Linked DNA regions of Homo sapiens: region 2 is linked to region 1. Evidence: chromatin loops called from intact Hi-C (ENCODE). Cell type or tissue: uterus. All regions are shown on one strand. Each heading gives the region's core, and the rest is flanking DNA. Links, peaks and the distances in the headings are about the cores only.

Evidence for each region. Hi-C counts contacts between places; a loop is a spot of excess contacts. Peaks named below come from ENCODE experiments on the same cell type or tissue, not always from the same donor. Only the 100,000 strongest peaks of a DNase experiment are listed, where the experiment ranks them.
Region 2: it touches region 1 in a loop (2.0-fold over the local background); 2 of 110 quality-filtered maps call a loop at or near these places.

Annotation. Positions count from the first base shown.
Region 1 is chr6:168,590,743-168,599,178 of GRCh38, reverse strand. It overlaps SMOC2 (SPARC related modular calcium binding 2), which reads right to left. Exons shown (of 13, transcript NM_001166412.2): 8 at 175-361. Among named protein-coding and RNA genes, the nearest start is that of SMOC2, 150 kb to the right of the region's middle. In uterus, for the core only: no CTCF peak of the experiment used is centred there; no DNase peak of the experiment used is centred there.
Region 2 is chr6:168,530,001-168,538,486 of GRCh38, reverse strand. The region is part of intron 4 of SMOC2 (SPARC related modular calcium binding 2); the gene reads right to left. Among named protein-coding and RNA genes, the nearest start is that of SMOC2, 93 kb to the right of the region's middle. In uterus, for the core only: no CTCF peak of the experiment used is centred there; a DNase peak (open chromatin) is centred at 4,846; H3K27ac peaks cover 3,356 bases.

The sequences.
Region 1 (8,436 bases), core at 1-8,000:
GTGTGTGAGAGCGTGGGTGTGTGTGGGTATGTGTGTGGTATCAGTGTGTGTGAGTGTGAGTGTGTGTGTGACTGTGTGTCGGTGTGTGTTGGGGGAAGTGGGGGTTCTGCTTTCCTGGCTTCCACACCCCAAAGCCTCCCATGGTCCCGGGGGGGGTGGGTGCACCCTATTTACCTTGTGGATGTGCCGGGAATGGGGCGCCCCGTGTCCACCAGGACGCACCAGCAGTACCCCGTGGAGGGGTGGCACTGCACTGGCTTGTAGAGGCCGCCGTGCGCACACTCAGGGATCACCACATTGTCGTTCTTGGGCTGCTTGGCTTCCTCCAGGGCAGACTGGTGCTCTTGGTCACAGGATGACACTGCGGGGAAGAAGAAGGCAAAAGGTGAGCAGGATCCAGCGACGTCGTCCCACATGCAGAGCTCTTGGGAGGCCACAGAGAACTGCCAAGAACGATGTGGTCCTCCTTCACCCCGGAGCAGGAGGGCCTGCCAGCGTGGGGGGCACAGCAGGAGAGGCAGAACCTCACATGGCTCCAGTTCCCGCAGCCTCGCATGCTGCTGTGATCACGGATCTCTCAACAGCATACCCACAGTGATGGACATTCCTGCTCAACACGCAGCACAGCTCACAAGTCAGCATGGGCAGTCGCCTGGGAGAGGGGATCCAGGAGCAGATCTGATGCCCACAGGACTCCTGAATGTGACGAGGCAGAACCAGCCCTGTGGCTGGAAGTCTTCTCCACTCCCTGCTCCGAGCCACGTGTCATTGAGGCTGGAGATTCCTCAGAGCGGGCCCCAGGGCAAGGTCGTGTTTAGACTCCGAGGCTCCCTGTGTGACCCCTCTCTCCTCATTCTCAACATGCGGTTCATCGTCCATCCCCCACCCCCAAACGAGGGGGAGACTTGTAAGAAAATCCACTTTCTCACCTGGGGTCTCCCCAAGGTCTGACTTAGGTGAAATCTAAGCAGAACAGGTGCACGCTATCTAAAAGTTGTTCAGCCCCAAATCGTGAAAATTTCCACTGCACTCTTTCCAAAACAAGCTTTGTTACTGAAAACTGGTAAAGAATAATAATGAGAGGTATTCATACTCAGCCTGTGCACCAGGCATTGTGCTACATGAATACTGACACTCACTCACATGCAAATAAAACAATGACTTAAAAATTCTAGGACCTCATATTGCCATGTGCAAAGGTTGGTCTCTTTTTGTTAATAAACTCAGTTTCTCCTTTGTTTAGACATGTATGTCTGACATCCATCTTCTGCCCCAAATAGTTAAGCCAGGAATACCTGAGAATAAGTGCGTGCTGGCAACCGCCTCCTGACTGGCCCTCACCTGGGGGGAGAGCGGTAGCATCTAGGAATGAAAGACCATGTGACCTGTTGTTGGCTGCAGCAGGAACACGCAGGTGGAGCAGCAGGGGCAGCCTCTCTGCTCAGCCTGAAGGAAGCTTGGGCTGGGACGTCACGAATCTCTCCAGTTGGAAGTGATTTTCCACAAATGGTGCTTTAAGCCTGCTTTGAAGCTGATTAACTACAGTGTATAGTTTATAGAGCTTTTATGACCCTAAAGGTGATATCAGACAGGTGGAACACAGTAGGAAGCTGATAAGAGCTGCTCAGCACTGCCATAGCTGGTGTGGTGCGTCCACATCACAGCCCAGCAGAAAGGATTGTTCTGGGGATTAAAAGCGATTATAGGTGCAGTGTGGCATATTGACACAGTTCCACAAATGTTAGCTATTGCATAATTTTTCCAATGCTAAAAGGATGCCTGGCTTGTAATAGGCACTCAATAAATTTCTTTTGAGATAATAAATAATTGTGATGGTATTAATGGAAACCACCCTGATTTTAGCATATCTAGCAACTCTGTTTAACATCTGAGGATAATCAGATTCGTAATTTTATGATTAGTCCATTACTGACTATATTACCAAATGTTGCTATTAGATTTTGTAAAAGCATACGTTTTGTGTCTTCACTGCAAGAATGTAAAAACAAATGTTACCTTTTAGACTCTCCCCTATATTTCTATTCCAAAGTGACTAACAATCATTCTCCCCTGGCAACCTCATACGCTGTACTCAGCCACTTGAAAGAGTGGATGATAAACATTAAAGTGAAGTCATCGTGTCTTCACGATGACAATGCTCTTATCAACATTTTTTAGAATAAGCTCAGAACTCATGGATCATTCAAATCTCACAGTAGGTGCTCAAAATCGGTTTAATGAACAAGAGAAGAAGCAGAAAGAAATTTGTCAATGACTGAAATTTCATATGATTGTGTCTTATAAGTTCTGTGTGGGCTCCAGGTTTTGCTCAGCAAATGCACAGGTGCATAAAACAAAACCTACCTCTGGGTTATAGTAAAGAGGCTTTTGCCTCAACGATAACGAGGAAACTGGTAACAAATAAAAAGGACGATGATTTGCATTTCTTTCTGAATTGCTCAGTAAGTTACTTTAGGTCATGGAAGAAACAGAAAACAGCAGGGGTTGTGCGAAATGTTTCTGGAGGTTGTTGCTTTGCAGAAATCCTCAGAGCACTTGGTGCATCACTCAATGGAACTGCGCCTCCGGAGAGCAGCAGCTGAGGATGGCGGAAACTGCCTCTCCAGCAGCACCCGGGAAACTCAGCACTGCCGTGTTCACATGGCACCTGTTCATTCCTCTCCAGCAGCACCCTGGAAGACTTAGCACTGCCGTGTTCACGTGGCGCTTGCTCATGCCCCTCCAGCAGCACCCTGGAAACTCATCACTGCCGTGTTCACATGGCACCTGTTCATTCCTCTCCAGCAGCACCCAGGAAACTCATCACTGCCGTGTTCACATGGCACCTGTTCATTCCTCTCCAGCAGCACCCAGGAAACTCATCACTGCCGTGTTCACATGGCACCTGTTCATTCCTCTCCAGCAGCACCCAGGAAACTCATCACTGCCGTGTTCACGTGGCGCTTGTTCATGCCTCTCCAGCAGCACCCAGGAAACTCATCACTGCCGTGTTCACATGGCACCTGTTCATTCCTCTCCAGCAGCACCCAGGAAACTCATCACTGCCGTGTTCACGTGGCGCTTGTTCATGCCTCTCCAGCAGCACCCAGGAAACTCATCACTGCCGTGTTCACGTGGCGCTTGTTCATGCCTCTCCAGCAGCACCCAGGAAGACTCAGCACCGCCGCAGCGCTTCTTCAGAAATTTTATTAGTGCACAGAATTTATGGTTTGATGATCCAGACACGACATACTTTCTGTGCTTTATCCAGGAACATACTGCATCTATAGAAATTGTTCTCAAAAATTCTTGAAACGTCTCTCTTGAGGATTTTATGTGATATTTGAAAGCTTATCATAAGCAAAATAAGATGGATTAAATCAACCTCTTAAAATTTGATGAGCATGATATAAAATATTAAAGATATTAGAGCAGAGTCAGAAGAAACTTCGTGTATGTTTATATAAACATCGTGGTTGATGAGGGCTGTTAACCCATGCAATTTTACCTGATAAACCTGGCTGCATGTGGGAAATTCAGACTCATTGGAGAAATGCAATTCCATTTTCTTTTAGTAAGGGCCACAGTGGAGGCAGAAGATCTTTAAACAAACTGATGACGGCCCCTGGGAAGAGAAGGCCACAGAACACAATTTCCACCTGTGACTGTCACTCCCTCCTGGGGCACCCCAGAACGCAGCGTTCTGCAGGCAGAGCTGACGGGGGTGGTTCTCTCTGGCAGGAGACAAGTCCTTATTCTATAAAGGACTTAATCACGCTGGTAGAGGGAACAAGGAGGGGTGAATTCGCACATGACAGGTCCTGTGTCACCACAGCACGGGAGATTTCCGTCTTGGGGAGGCGCATGGGGCCGTGACTCCAGGAAGGAACCCAAGGAGGAGGAGCTCGGCGATCCTCTAGAAAGATGCCCGTGAGGCCTCAGGAAGGAGGAGGAGCTCGGAGATCCTCTAGAAAGATGCCCCTCGTGAGGCCTCAGGAAGGAGGAGGAGCTCGGCGATCCTCTAGAAAGATGCCCCTTGTGAGGCCTTAGGAAGGAGGAGCTCGGCCATCCTCTAGAAAGATGCCCGTGAGGCCTCAGGAAGGAGGAGGAGCTCGGCCATCCTCTAGAAAGATGCTCGTGAGGCCTCAGGAAGGAGGAGGAGCTCGGCGATCCTCTAGAAAGATGCCCGTGAGGCCTCAGGAAGGAGGAGGAGCTCGGAGATCCTCTAGAAAGATGCCCCTCGTGAGGCCTCAGGAAGGAGGAGGAGCTCGGCAATCCTCTAGAAAGATGCCCGTGAGGCCTCAGGAAGGAGGAGGAGCTCGGAGATCCTCTAGAAAGATGCCCCTCGTGAGGCCTCAGGAAGGAGGAGGAGCTCGGCGATCCTCTAGAAAGATGCCCGTGAGGCCTCAGGAAGGAGGAGGAGCTCGGAGATCCTCTAGAAAGATGCCCGTGAGGCCTCAGGAAGGAGGAGGAGCTCGGAGATCCTCTAGAAAGATGCCCGTGAGGCCTCAGGAAGGAGGAGGAGCTCGGCCATCCTCTAGAAAGATGCTCGTGAGGCCTCAGGAAGGAGGAGGAGCTCGGAGATCCTCTAGAAAGATGCCCGCGAGGCCTCAGGAAGGAGGAGGAGCTCAGAGATCCTCTAGAAAGATGCCCGCGAGGCCTCAGGAAGGAGGAGGAGCTCGGAGATCCTCTAGAAAGATGCCCGTGAGGCCTCAGGAAGGAGGAGGAGCTCGGAGATCCTCTAGAAAGATGCCCGTGAGGCCTCAGGAAGGAGGAGGAGCTCCGCGATCCTCTAGAAAGATGCCCCTCGTGAGGCCTCAGGAAGGAGGAGGAGCTCGGCGATCCTCTAGAAAGATGCCCCTCGTGAGGCCTCAGGAAGGAGGAGGAGCTCGGAGATCCTCTAGAAAGATGCCCGTGAGGCCTCAGGAAGGAGGAGGAGCTCGGAGATCCTCTAGAAAGATGCCCGTGAGGCCTCAGGAAGGAGGAGGAGCTCGGAGATCCTCTAGAAAGATGCCCGTGAGGCCTCAGGAAGGAGGAGGAGCTCCGCGATCCTCTAGAAAGATGCCCCTCGTGAGGCCTCAGGAAGGAGGAGGAGCTCGGCGATCCTCTAGAAAGATGCCCGTGAGGCCTCAGGAAGGAGGAGGAGCTCGGCCATCCTCTAGAAAGATGCCCGTGAGGCCTCAGGAAGGAGGAGGAGCTCGGAGATCCTCTAGAAAGATGCCCGTGAGGCCTCAGGAAGGAGGAGGAGCTCGGCCATCCTCTAGAAAGATGCCCGTGAGGCCTCAGGAAGGAGGAGGAGCTCGGAGATCCTCTAGAAAGACGCCCGTGAGGCCTCAGGAAGGAGGAGGAGCTCGGCCATCCTCTAGAAAGATGCCCATGAGGCCTCAGGAAGGAGGAGGAGCTCGGAGATCCTCTAGAAAGATGCCCGTGAGGCCTCAGGAAGGAGGAGGAGCTCGGAGATCCTCTAGAAAGATGCCCGTGAGGCCTCAGGAAGGAGGAGGAGCTCGGAGATCCTCTAGAAAGATGCCCGTGAGGCCTCAGGAAGGAGGAGGAGCTCGGCCATCCTCTAGAAAGATGCCCGTGAGGCCTCAGGAAGGAGGAGGAGCTCGGAGATCCTCTAGAAAGATGCCCGTGAGGCCTCAGGAAGGAGGAGGAGCTCGGAGATCCTCTAGAAAGATGCCCGTGAGGCCTCAGGAAGGAGGAGGAGCTCGGCCATCCTCTAGAAAGATGCCCGTGAGGCCTCAGGAAGGAGGAGGAGCTCGGAGATCCTCTAGAAAGATGCCCGTGAGGCCTCAGGAAGGAGGAGGAGCTCGGAGATCCTCTAGAAAGATGCCCGTGAGGCCTCAGGAAGGAGGAGGAGCTCGGCCATCCTCTAGAAAGATGCCCGTGAGGCCTCAGGAAGGAGGAGGAGCTCGGAGATCCTCTAGAAAGACGCCCGTGAGTCCTCAGGAAGGAGGAGGAGCTCGGCGATCCTCTAGAAAGATGCCCGTGAGGCCTCAGGAAGGAGGAGGAGCTCGGCCATCCTCTAGAAAGATGCCCGTGAGGCCTCAGGAAGGAGGAGGAGCTCGGAGATCCTCTAGAAAGATGCCCGTGAGGCCTCAGGAAGGAGGAGGAGCTCGGAGATCCTCTAGAAAGATGCCCGTGAGGCCTCAGGAAGAAGGAGGAGCTCGGAGATCCTCTAGAAAGATGCCCGTGAGGCCTCAGGAAGGAGGAGGAGCTCGGCCATCCTCTAGAAAGATGCCCGTGAGGCCTCAGGAAGGAGGAGGAGCTCGGCCATCCTCTAGAAAGATGCCCGTGAGGCCTCAGGAAGGAGGAGGAGCTCGGAGATCCTCTAGAAAGATGCCCGTGAGGCCTCAGGAAGGAGGAGGAGCTCGGAGATCCTCTAGAAAGATGCCCGTGAGGCCTCAGGAAGAAGGAGGAGCTCGGAGATCCTCTAGAAAGATGCCCGTGAGGCCTCAGGAAGGAGGAGGAGCTCGGCCATCCTCTAGAAAGATGCCCGTGAGGCCTCAGGAAGGAGGAGGAGCTCAGCGATCCTCTAGAAAGATGCCCGTGAAGCCTCAGGAAGGAGGAGGAGCTCCGCGATCCTCTAGAAAGATGCCCCTCGTGAGGCCTCAGGAAGGAGGAGGAGCTCGGAGATCCTCTAGAAAGATGCCCGTGAGGCCTCAGGAAGGAGGAGGAGCTCCGCGATCCTCTAGAAAGAGGCCCCTCGTGAGGCCTCAGGAAGGAGGAGGAGCTCGGCGATCCTCTAGAAAGATGCTCGTGAGGCCTCAGGAAGGAGGAGGAGCTCGGAGATCCTCTAGAAAGATGCCCGTGAGGCCTCAGGAAGGAGGAGGAGCTCGGAGATCCTCTAGAAAGACGCCCGTGAGGCCTCAGGGAGGAGGAGGAGCTCCACGATCCTCTAGAAAGATGCCCGTGAGGCCTTAGGAAGCATGAAGGGCGCAGGAAAAAGAGAACTGAGTGAAACTGAAGATTGAGAGAAGCAGGATGGCAAGGGTAGAGAACTAGGGAAATAGGGAAGGAGAGGCTGCTCCAAGGATCATGGTGGAGTCACCGGCAGGACCACACAGGGACCGGTAGACACAGGACACCAAGGTGGAAATGTCAAGACAGAGACACTTGGTTCTGTTAAGTGGGGACAAGGAACCAAAGTTCAAGTTTTAAACTAATCATATTACTATAAGTTATGTTTGATTCCAGATGGAGTAGGCTACGCTTCCAAAAATGACCATTGATAGAGAAAAATAAAGCTAGAAATTCTGGAAATAATTCAGAAAAAAAGTAATAATGAATGATTACAAAATCCCTATTGCAATATTCCATTTTAATATATTAGATGAAAATATGTCACTTTTCTTTCCTATTCAGAAGGCCCTTAACTACATCATTTTCTCATATAATAAATTTTGAGGAGTTAATGTATAAAGAAAAAATAATCTGAAAAAGACGCAAATAGAAGCAATTCCGATATGAAGGCATTCAAGAGGCTGACTTTTAATACACACATGCATACATATATAATATGTATTATATTACTTATAGTATTATATTAATTATATATTATATTAACAATATAGAATATGTATAATTTATTATTCTCCCACATTACAACATTTTTAACCAAAGAATAGCCTTCCATTTAGTGTATTAAGTTCATTCTCACTCAAACCTTTGGCTTTGCCTCAATCTGAAGGTTTCTGCTCTTGCCAGAGTCAGTGACACCCTGCTGGTACTCAGAACCCATAAGGAAATGTACTAATTCTGTAGTATAAATGTTGTAATAATTCTGTAGTATAACTATGATTGCATGGTGCTGTCTTTCATAGGTAGTTCTATTTGGTGGTTTGTGCTTTTCTAGTTCCACGAGCATTGCCTGTGTGCTCCCTTCTCTGACAGCTTTCTGCTGTCTGTGGCTCAGATCCCTGGCCTGCAGGCCTGTGCCCCTTCCTGAACACACTCCCGAAAAGTAATTAGCACATTGGAGACAGCCTTCCTCCATATTGTCTCATTAAATATTAGGCTAGCAATGTGATTCCCATTCCAATTTACTTCTATAAGTGTTGTTTTATAGAAACATGATTTCAATTCCAATTTACTTCTATAAATTCTAACTTTTATAGAAATATGATTTCAATTTCACTTCTATAAACTTTAAGTTTTATAGAAACATGATTCCCATTCCAATTTACTTCTATAAATTTTAAGTTTTATAACCATGTAACAACTTTTTTTTAATTTGTAGAAAGCTACCTTTGTAAAGTTGGTAGAAGGTCTATTAAAAAAATATGAGTTCGTTTCCCAAACTAGCATTAGATGCTTGTGACTTATAATGTGTCTGACAGTTTGTTCAAATAATCTGACAACCAAGAGGAGTTTTTAGATGATAATAAGCAGCTGCCAGACATTTATGAACATTAAAAAAACTCTTAAATAATTATT
Region 2 (8,486 bases), core at 227-8,226, 61 kb after region 1:
GCGGTCACCGCACTCCCCCACATTCCAGCAGCGGTCACCCCACTCCCCCACATTCCAGCAGCGGTCACCCCACTCCCCTACATGCCAGCAGGGGTCACCCCACTCCCCACATTCCAGCAGGGGTCACCCCACTCCCCACATTCCAGCAGCGGTCACCCCACTCCCCCACATTCCAGCAGGGGTCACCCCACTCCCCCACATTCCAGCAGGGGTCACCCCACTGCCCCAGATTCCAGCAGGGGCCACCCCGCTCCCCCAGATTCCAGCAGCGGTCACCCCACTCCCCAGATTCCAGCAGGGGTCACCCCACTCCCCCAGATTCCAGCAGGGGTCACCCCACACCCCAGATTCCAGCAGCGGTCACCCTACTCCCCAGATTACAGCAGCGGTCACCCCACTCCCCCACATCCCAGCAGGGGTCAGTCACCTCACTCCCCCACATTCCAGCAGTGGTCACCCCATTCCCCCAGATTCCAGCAGAGCTCACCCCACTCTGCCAGATTCCAGCAGAGCTCACCCCACTCCCCAGATTCCAGGGTGAGGAAGTGCCTCTGGGCTTCCCTGCCATGTCACACAGGTGGGCTTGGGAGGGCTGAGAAACTGTCCCCAGGTGCCCCTCCGAGGGCAGGGGAGGTGAACTCCAGGCCAGGCCCTTTCCCCTTCGTGCTGACAGAACTGCATCCATCCACCCTGTGGGCTCCAGCCACCTGAGACTCCTCTGCACTCCTTAGACTGCAAGACTGGCCGTGGCAGGGAGGGTGTCCTGCCAGAGGACCGAGGGCATATGTCTCTCGGCCCCAGGGCAGCAGCGGTCCTGTGTTCTTAGGGGCTCCAGGCCTGTGAGAAGCCAACCAGCCACTCGGCCTCCTGGGGTGAGTCCTAGCGAAGAACAGAACGTGCTTCTTACATCCTGCAGAGCACTGTATTAGGATAGACGCTGCTCTCCCTAAATAGGACCAGCTTTCAGCTAAGCAAGTCTTCTCACAGCCTGCAGAGTGCTGTATTAGGACAGACACTGCTCTCCCTAAATAGGACCAGCTTTCAGCTAAGCAAGTCTTCTCACAGCCTGCAGAGTGCTGTATTAGGATAGACGCTGCTCTCCCTAAATAGGACCAGCTTTCAGTTAAGCAAGTCTTCTCACAGCCTGCAGAGTGCTGTATTAGGACAGACGCTGCTCTCTCTAAATAGGACCGGCTTTCAGCTAAGCAAGTCTTCTCACAGCCTGCAGACTGCTGTATTAGGACAGACACTGCTCTCTCTAAATAGGACCGGCTTTCAGCTAAGCAAGTGCTTCTCAAGCCTGCAGACTGCTGTATTAGGATGAACACTGCTCTCCCTAGATAGGACCGGCTTACAGCTAAGAAATAGACAAGGCCTTTGGACCAGTCAGGGTCTCCTTGGCATGAGCCAGAATCCCGGCACTGGCCGGCCGAGGGAGGTGACCACGGGCTTGTCTCCCCTGTACCCTGAGAGCTGCCACCTTCATTTTCACTCTTGTCCTGACACTGGCAGGAGCCCCGACCCTGCTGCCCCGACCCTGCCAGGGTGTATACCCTAGGCTTCAGACACACACAACACCTGTCCTCTGTAGTCCTGCTGCCAGAACTCAGGGAATGCCTCTGCTCTATCCGACTTCACCGGGTCCCATCCCTGAGCCTCACCGTGGCCACAGGTTGGGGCCAAGCAGGACTTGCACGCACTCCTTGTTGGGGACATTCTGGAGCAGGGACGGCACGGCCCAGGTCCACAGTACCCCCAGGGGGTGGCACAGCCCAGGTCCACACTGCCCTTAGCTCCTCCCACCTCATCTCCCCTCTCTCCACACTGAGTCCGGGGGAGGCTTAGTGGAGAAGCAATTTGCACAGGAGGAATATCACCTATTTTCTATTTTCCTGAGTGCCCATGGTCAAATAATCCTCAAGATAACATGACTGGAAGTGGTAGGACCTCCTTCCTGCCTCATCCCAGGGAGGCCCTGGGTCACCGTGAGGCTGAGCTTCACCCCCTGGCCCATGCGGGACATTCAGAGTCACAGGCACCGTGCCCTGGGACCCAACCACCTCCTTATCCGCCAGCTCCTGTCAGCCTCTGAAGGCACTGCTCCCAAGTATTCCTTCTTTGTCTCAGCCTTGAGCTGCATGGCCAGGCCAGGACCCCAAGCAGGCAAGACGTCCCTCACCCGGGATCAGGAGGGGCCCTGGCAGCCACAGGCTCCCCCACTGGCCCCTTGACCATCCTAGGATCCCGTGTTGAGATGGTCATGGATGGCTGCCCTGTGGGCCTGTGTTCCTCTGGAGTGAGGCCCCTCACCTCAACCCAGGGCTTGGAGTGTGGGGCCAGCCACGAGCACCAGCGCTGCCTGGAAACTCGGCAGAAAGCAAACTTTGGCCACACGACAGACCTGCCAGGCCAGAAACTCCAGGAGCCGGCACAGCCTGGGCCCATCAGGCCCTCCGAGTGAGGTTGGCACGTGTGAAAATTCGAGCCAGAATCCAGAGAGAACGGCCGGGCCCCTGTGCCGTGAAGCTGCATGGCTGCTGCGTTATTCCTCACGTGTCCCCAGGATCCCTGTCACTGCTCATGCGTCTCCCTCCCATCTTCCCCCGGCGGCGCCCCTGTGCCGTGAAGCTGCATCACTGCTGCGTTATTCCTCACGTGTCCCCAGGATCACTGTCACTGCGCATTGGTCTCCCTCCCATCTTCCCCCGGCGGCGCTGCCTCTCTCCTGACATCCTCACCTCCAGCTCAACCTCAGTTTTGCCACTTCGGTGTTTCTGTGGATGAAGAAACCAAATGCAATCCATTTGTTTTTGCTCAGTGATCCTTTATGTTATTTATGGACTTGGAGGAGGGTTTCGGTGGACTTTGTGGCACCGGCTTTTATGCTTCGTGGGTCTTTTTCTATCCTAGTGATTCTGCCTTTAAACAGTTGGGATTCCTGATTTGAGGTGCATCTGATAAAAGGAATGTTCTGAATTTACTGATTTCTGATTTGAGACCCTGATTCAATGGCAGGAGAAAAATGTCTGAGTACAGCTGTATCACTCTTGCTAAAGGGCCACACAACATTTTAATAGTTTCATAAATCTTTGCAACATTTAACTGTTGTAGCTGCATATAGTGAAAAAAGGTGCTGTAAAATAATTAGCATTTGTCCAAAAAATAATTAGAAGAAAAAATAATATACTTGTTTTTATGTACATAAAATATCTCTGGAGGCTGGGCACGGTGGCTCCTGCCTGTAATCCCAGCACTTTGGGAGGCCAAGGTGAGCGGATCACAAGGTCAGGAGATTGAGACCATCCAGGCTAACACGGTGAAACCCCGTTTCTACTAAAAATACAAAACATTAGCTGGGCGTGGTGGCGGGTGCCTGTAGTCCCAGCTACTCCGGAGGCAGAGGCAGGAGAATCGCTTGAACCCCGGAGGCGGAGGTTGCAGTGAGCCGAGATTGTGCCACTGCACTCCAGCCTGGGCGACAGAGCCAGACTCCATCTCAAAAATAAATAAATAAATAAATAAAAATAAAATCTCTAGAAGCACTCAGCCATTATTCTTTAAATAGACCTATACAAATTGGGGCCATTTACTTCCAAAGACCTCTTGATTTCTTTGGGAGCATTTTATTAACTATTAGAAAACAGGAGCGAAAAGTCACTTGTAGATGAGGTGCAACAAAGGGCCATTTTACAGGATACTGTTCTCAACTCATGTGAGGCTCCAGTACAAATTAGCCGCCAAATTAAATGTACACTAAAGTATAACAGAGGAGCAGATTATAAAAAACACAAGCATTAGACACCAGAAAGTACTTTTTCCTGAGGTTAAAAGTAATAAATATTTTTCCTGAATAGAAAAAGTTACACCAGAATATTGTCTATCAGAATAGTTGTGAATAACTCAACATAAAGTCCAACTTTAAAAAGAAAAGTGAAGCAGAGGAAAGGCTGGGCCCAGATGGGAGCTTCAGCCCCAAGGGCCTCTGGAGTCATCACCCAGGGAAGGGCCAGGGCGGGACGCAGGGGAACCTGACTTCCAGTCCGGGCCCTGGCAGACGCAGGGACCTCCCACTCTTCCCAAGCCGGCCTGAAGCGGCTTGTCAGACTAAACCTACACCCTGTGGTCTTTTTCTTTAACATTTTATTTATTATTATGTTTTTAAATTTAGTATCAGTTGAACACTTTCAGAATTCAATCTGAATCTTTTATTGAAAATTTTACAAATCCTGTGTTGGCTGTATCAAATTACTATTTTATGTCATCATGGATGTAAAATAAATGTCCTCGATACTATAAAAGGTGCTATAAATTTACGTGTTACAGAGTAAATTTAACATTTTTCTCTGAAAAAAATTCACAAGTTTTTAATTGTTTTAAATTTTTAAATTTTTATTTTTTGTAGAGATGGTGGGGGGTCTCACTTTTGTTGCACAGGCCAGTCTCAAACTCCTGGGCTCAAGTGATCCCCCTGCCTTAGCCTCCCACAGTGCTGGGATTACAAGCAAGAGCCACCACTCCCTGCCTACAAGTATTTTAAACAGATAAAATTCAGATTTATATTTGATATTGTGGCTTGATTGCTGAAGTGACCACCTCTCATTGTTTTCATGGCCATCTAGAAAGAGGCCTCAATTTTCGGTGCATTTCCTACTTCTCCTTAAGGTTGTTTGTTTTTACATTTTCTTTTAAATTTCTTTCACATTTCTTTCAATGGTATTGAAATATTTTACTTTAATAACTTTCACTTTTCAAGAAAAGACCTACGAAGGCTAAAGAAAAAGCCGTTTTGAGGTGGAGACAAACAGCAAGCTGGATTCTCTCCAAGGCACAGGCTCTCCAGGTCAAGCCAAGCCACTGCACACTGGCCCTGAATGATTTCTACCAGGAAGTGCTTCAGAGACATTGGAGACCAAACGCAGCTGCCTCGTTGATCTCAGGATTTGGGAATTTAATTATTCTGGGTGATCCTTTCAAGTCCCTCAGCTATGTAGGGTCCTTAACTTAGTGCCAGGGAAATTCATGTGAAAAATTAAAAATTCAGTTAGCTTTGGCTTATGAAGTGTATTTTTTTCTGAAGTCATTTAGGATACTACTACAAACATGGAGTTCCACCATTTCAGATGGAGGACAAGACTTTAGGCCTTGCAGAAAAATGCAGAAGTCATAGTTAAATAAATGTATATCATGTACTGAGATTCATGCGACTCCAAGATCATCCATCATTTATAACAGGGCCTTCCCCAAACCCAGATTTAGAAATCTCTGGGATGAGCATCCACAGTGAAGATGGACGCATAGTCATGTTCAGACCACAGAGAGGAAATTCCTAGAGCAGGGAGGAAATTCAGACCGCAGAGAGGAAATTTTAGAGCGGGGAGGAAATTCAGACCGCAGAGAGGCAATTCCTAGAGAAGGCCACTGACCTACTGCTGCCTGTCACAGGTATCACACAGACTTTAGTAATTAAAACCAAATTATAAATTTGCATGTTACAGAGCTTGTTAGGAAATAAATGGGAAGAAACAGATGTCTTCTTCCCCATGCAATGGGAAAGGACTCCTTCTACGCCAGACACAGCTGTGTCAGGTGGAACAGGAAGATGTCCACTCTGTCGGAACAGGCCGATGGCTGCAGTGTATGAGGCCTGGTCCCTACTTTAGAAGGCAGGGATAGGCTGGGGGTCTCAAGATGGGCACCAGCTACTACACATGGGCTGTGTCTATCCCTCTTCTGTAACTCAAAACCTGTAGCTTCCTTCAAACACGTAACTCCAACCAAGCTATATATGAAGATTCTTTGAATATTGTAATATTAAAAAATCTTGCATGTAGGTTCAGCTTACAATATCTTAACCCACTTTGTACTCATGCCAGGAACCAGCTCTTGGTCAGGGTGCACAGTTACAGAGGAGAGATGAGATTAAAAACCTGAAGCTATATCCAAATACTGGAGAATGGGTTGCAAACACCCTCTCTTGGCAAAAAGGCCTTTGTTTTCAACCTCTAATCCTGCCCCCAGCAATGTTAGGCTTCAAATCTTTGTGGGGGAGGGGGGGAGGGTGGTGAGGAAGAAAAGAAAGAAACAAAAAGAAAATCCCTACAGAAGAAATAAGAACCAACTCTGTCTTTCAGGAGACACGTGGAGCTGGCCCCCAATCCCAGGACGAAGGACATGAAGGGCTTGTTATGTAGTGTGAACCCTGCCCTTTACTGTGCCTTCCTTGAACACCGGGGCAGCAGGGCACTCCCTGAGCATAAAGCCATCTACAGACCCCACAGGTCGACATCAGCAGGGCCCTGAGGAGTGCATACATCTCTAAACTGTGAGCAAGAAACACCTGCCCTAAAGCCATCTACAGATCCCACAGGTCGACATCAGCAGGGCTCTGAGAAGCACATACATCTCTAAACTGTGAGCAAGAAACACCTGCTCTCAGCAGCGCAGAACATGAAGTGGACTTGGATACGTCTCCGAGAGCCGGCTTCTTGTCCTCGCCATATCCAAGGCACCACACCATTTGCCATCAACCTCACCCCACTCTCCAGAGCCCTTGACCATCTCTGCCCACATTCTCCTACGCCCGACTTCCAGCCAAGTGTAAATAGGAATTCAAGGCCCCAAGAATTTTGATACTTTGGTATTTGGGGGAGAAACATGGGTTATGGAGACAAAGATGTAGGTTTACATCCCAGCTCTGCCACTTCCAAGCACAGAGACCTTGGAAGGTTTTCTCGTCTGTAAAAGAGTAGGTTTAACCCCTACAATTTAGGCTGCTATGAGGCAGCCAGTGTTTGGCCCTGGCGAATGTGAGCCATGGCTGGCACTTCTGCGTGGCCAAGTGGGGGGCCGCAATGCCCAGCCCGCTCTCTCCAGCTCTCCAGAGCATCCCCAAAGGCAAACCTTAATTTTCCTGTTCCCCAAATCCCCCCTGGGTCTTTCCTTCCCAGCCCTCCCTCAGGCTCAGGGATGTGTCTTTTCCTATCTTCTCCTTCCACCAGCTCCTAAGCATCTGGTCCCATTCCCTCTGTAAACATCCTCAGGGAAGGACGCTAGAGAAATGTGTACATGTGGGGAGAATTCAGCCTGCGTTACCGCTTTCAGTGGCGTTGCACGTTTTAACATTTTAAATTCCTAAAATATTGACACCCATACAGAAAAGTGCACAAAAGATAAATGTACACGTAATGAATTATTATCAACCAAAACCTGTGAAGACATTTTCCAGAGCAGGAAAAGGACTCCCCAAGTCAGCCCCCTCTGCAATCACAAAATTGACCCCCCTGCTCTCCACCGCATGCAAGCAACCGTGGCCCTGCGTGTGTGGCCATCACTCCCTGCTGGTCTTCATGGTTTGCCACCTCTGGATGCATCCCTCAGAGCTGGAGCTGAGTTTTCTGACTCTCAGCTGTGGGAGGATTTGTGGTTGGGGTGCCTCCGTGTGGGGCTCCGTGGACTCAGGAGGACATTAGCGCACGGCACCACTGAGGAAGGCACTGGACCTTTTCATCAGTGCTCACTGCTCTGTAGGATGAACCGAGCGAACCGCAGTGCTCACCCAGGCAGACGCCAATGGACACAGATCTGTTTCCAGGCTTTGGTTCTCATGTGAACACTGCTGGGAACGCCCTCCCAGGTCTCCTCCCACACAGGTGAATGCATTTCTCCTGGGTTTCCTCCCGGAATGGAAGAGCTGGGATCTTAATCACCCACATGCAAAGGGGCAAACTGATGTTGCAAAGGGCAGTACCAGTTCCCACCACACCCGCAGCTCTGTCCTCACCAGCAAGTCATAGAATCACGGTTTTTCATTTCTGCCAGAGCAGTGGGTGTGGGGGCGGGGGGGGGGGGGTTGCACCGTGACTTTAATTTGCATTTCCAACCAGTGGGTGTGGAGGGGAGTTGCACGGTGACTTTAATTGTGACTTTAATTTGCAGTTCCCTGGGACTGAAGATCCTAGGCACCTTTTCCTGCCTTTACTGGTCATCAGGATTTTTTCCTTTATAAATAAAATGCTGCCTGCTCGAGACTTTTGGCCGTTTTTCTGCTGGATTGTCTCATTATATTATCTGATTAATAGGAATTTATGGATTAATAGGAATTTAGGTATTTTGCATTCATGGCTTTAAGAATACATGATTATGAAATAAAGGAATCCATTTCCTATTAAAGATCTTTCTGAGACAACTGAAAAGCTGGGAGGCTTTGGGGCAAGGGCTTTCTCTGCTCTCCAGGAATCATGCCAGTCAGTGGAGCCCCGTTTCCCTCCGCTGTGGCTGGCCTCAAGTTACGTTTGCATGTATTATTCATAAACACACACACATGCACTTTCTGAAAAACAGCTCCTATCTACGGCTCTTTTTAAATCTCATTGTCTGATTTTCAAATTTTTATAGAGTCTGCTTCTATGGTAACCTCGGTATTAACTTGAGGGCAAAAAACATTTATTAAATACTGAAATTTGCCCAATTTTAGTAAACTTGATGAA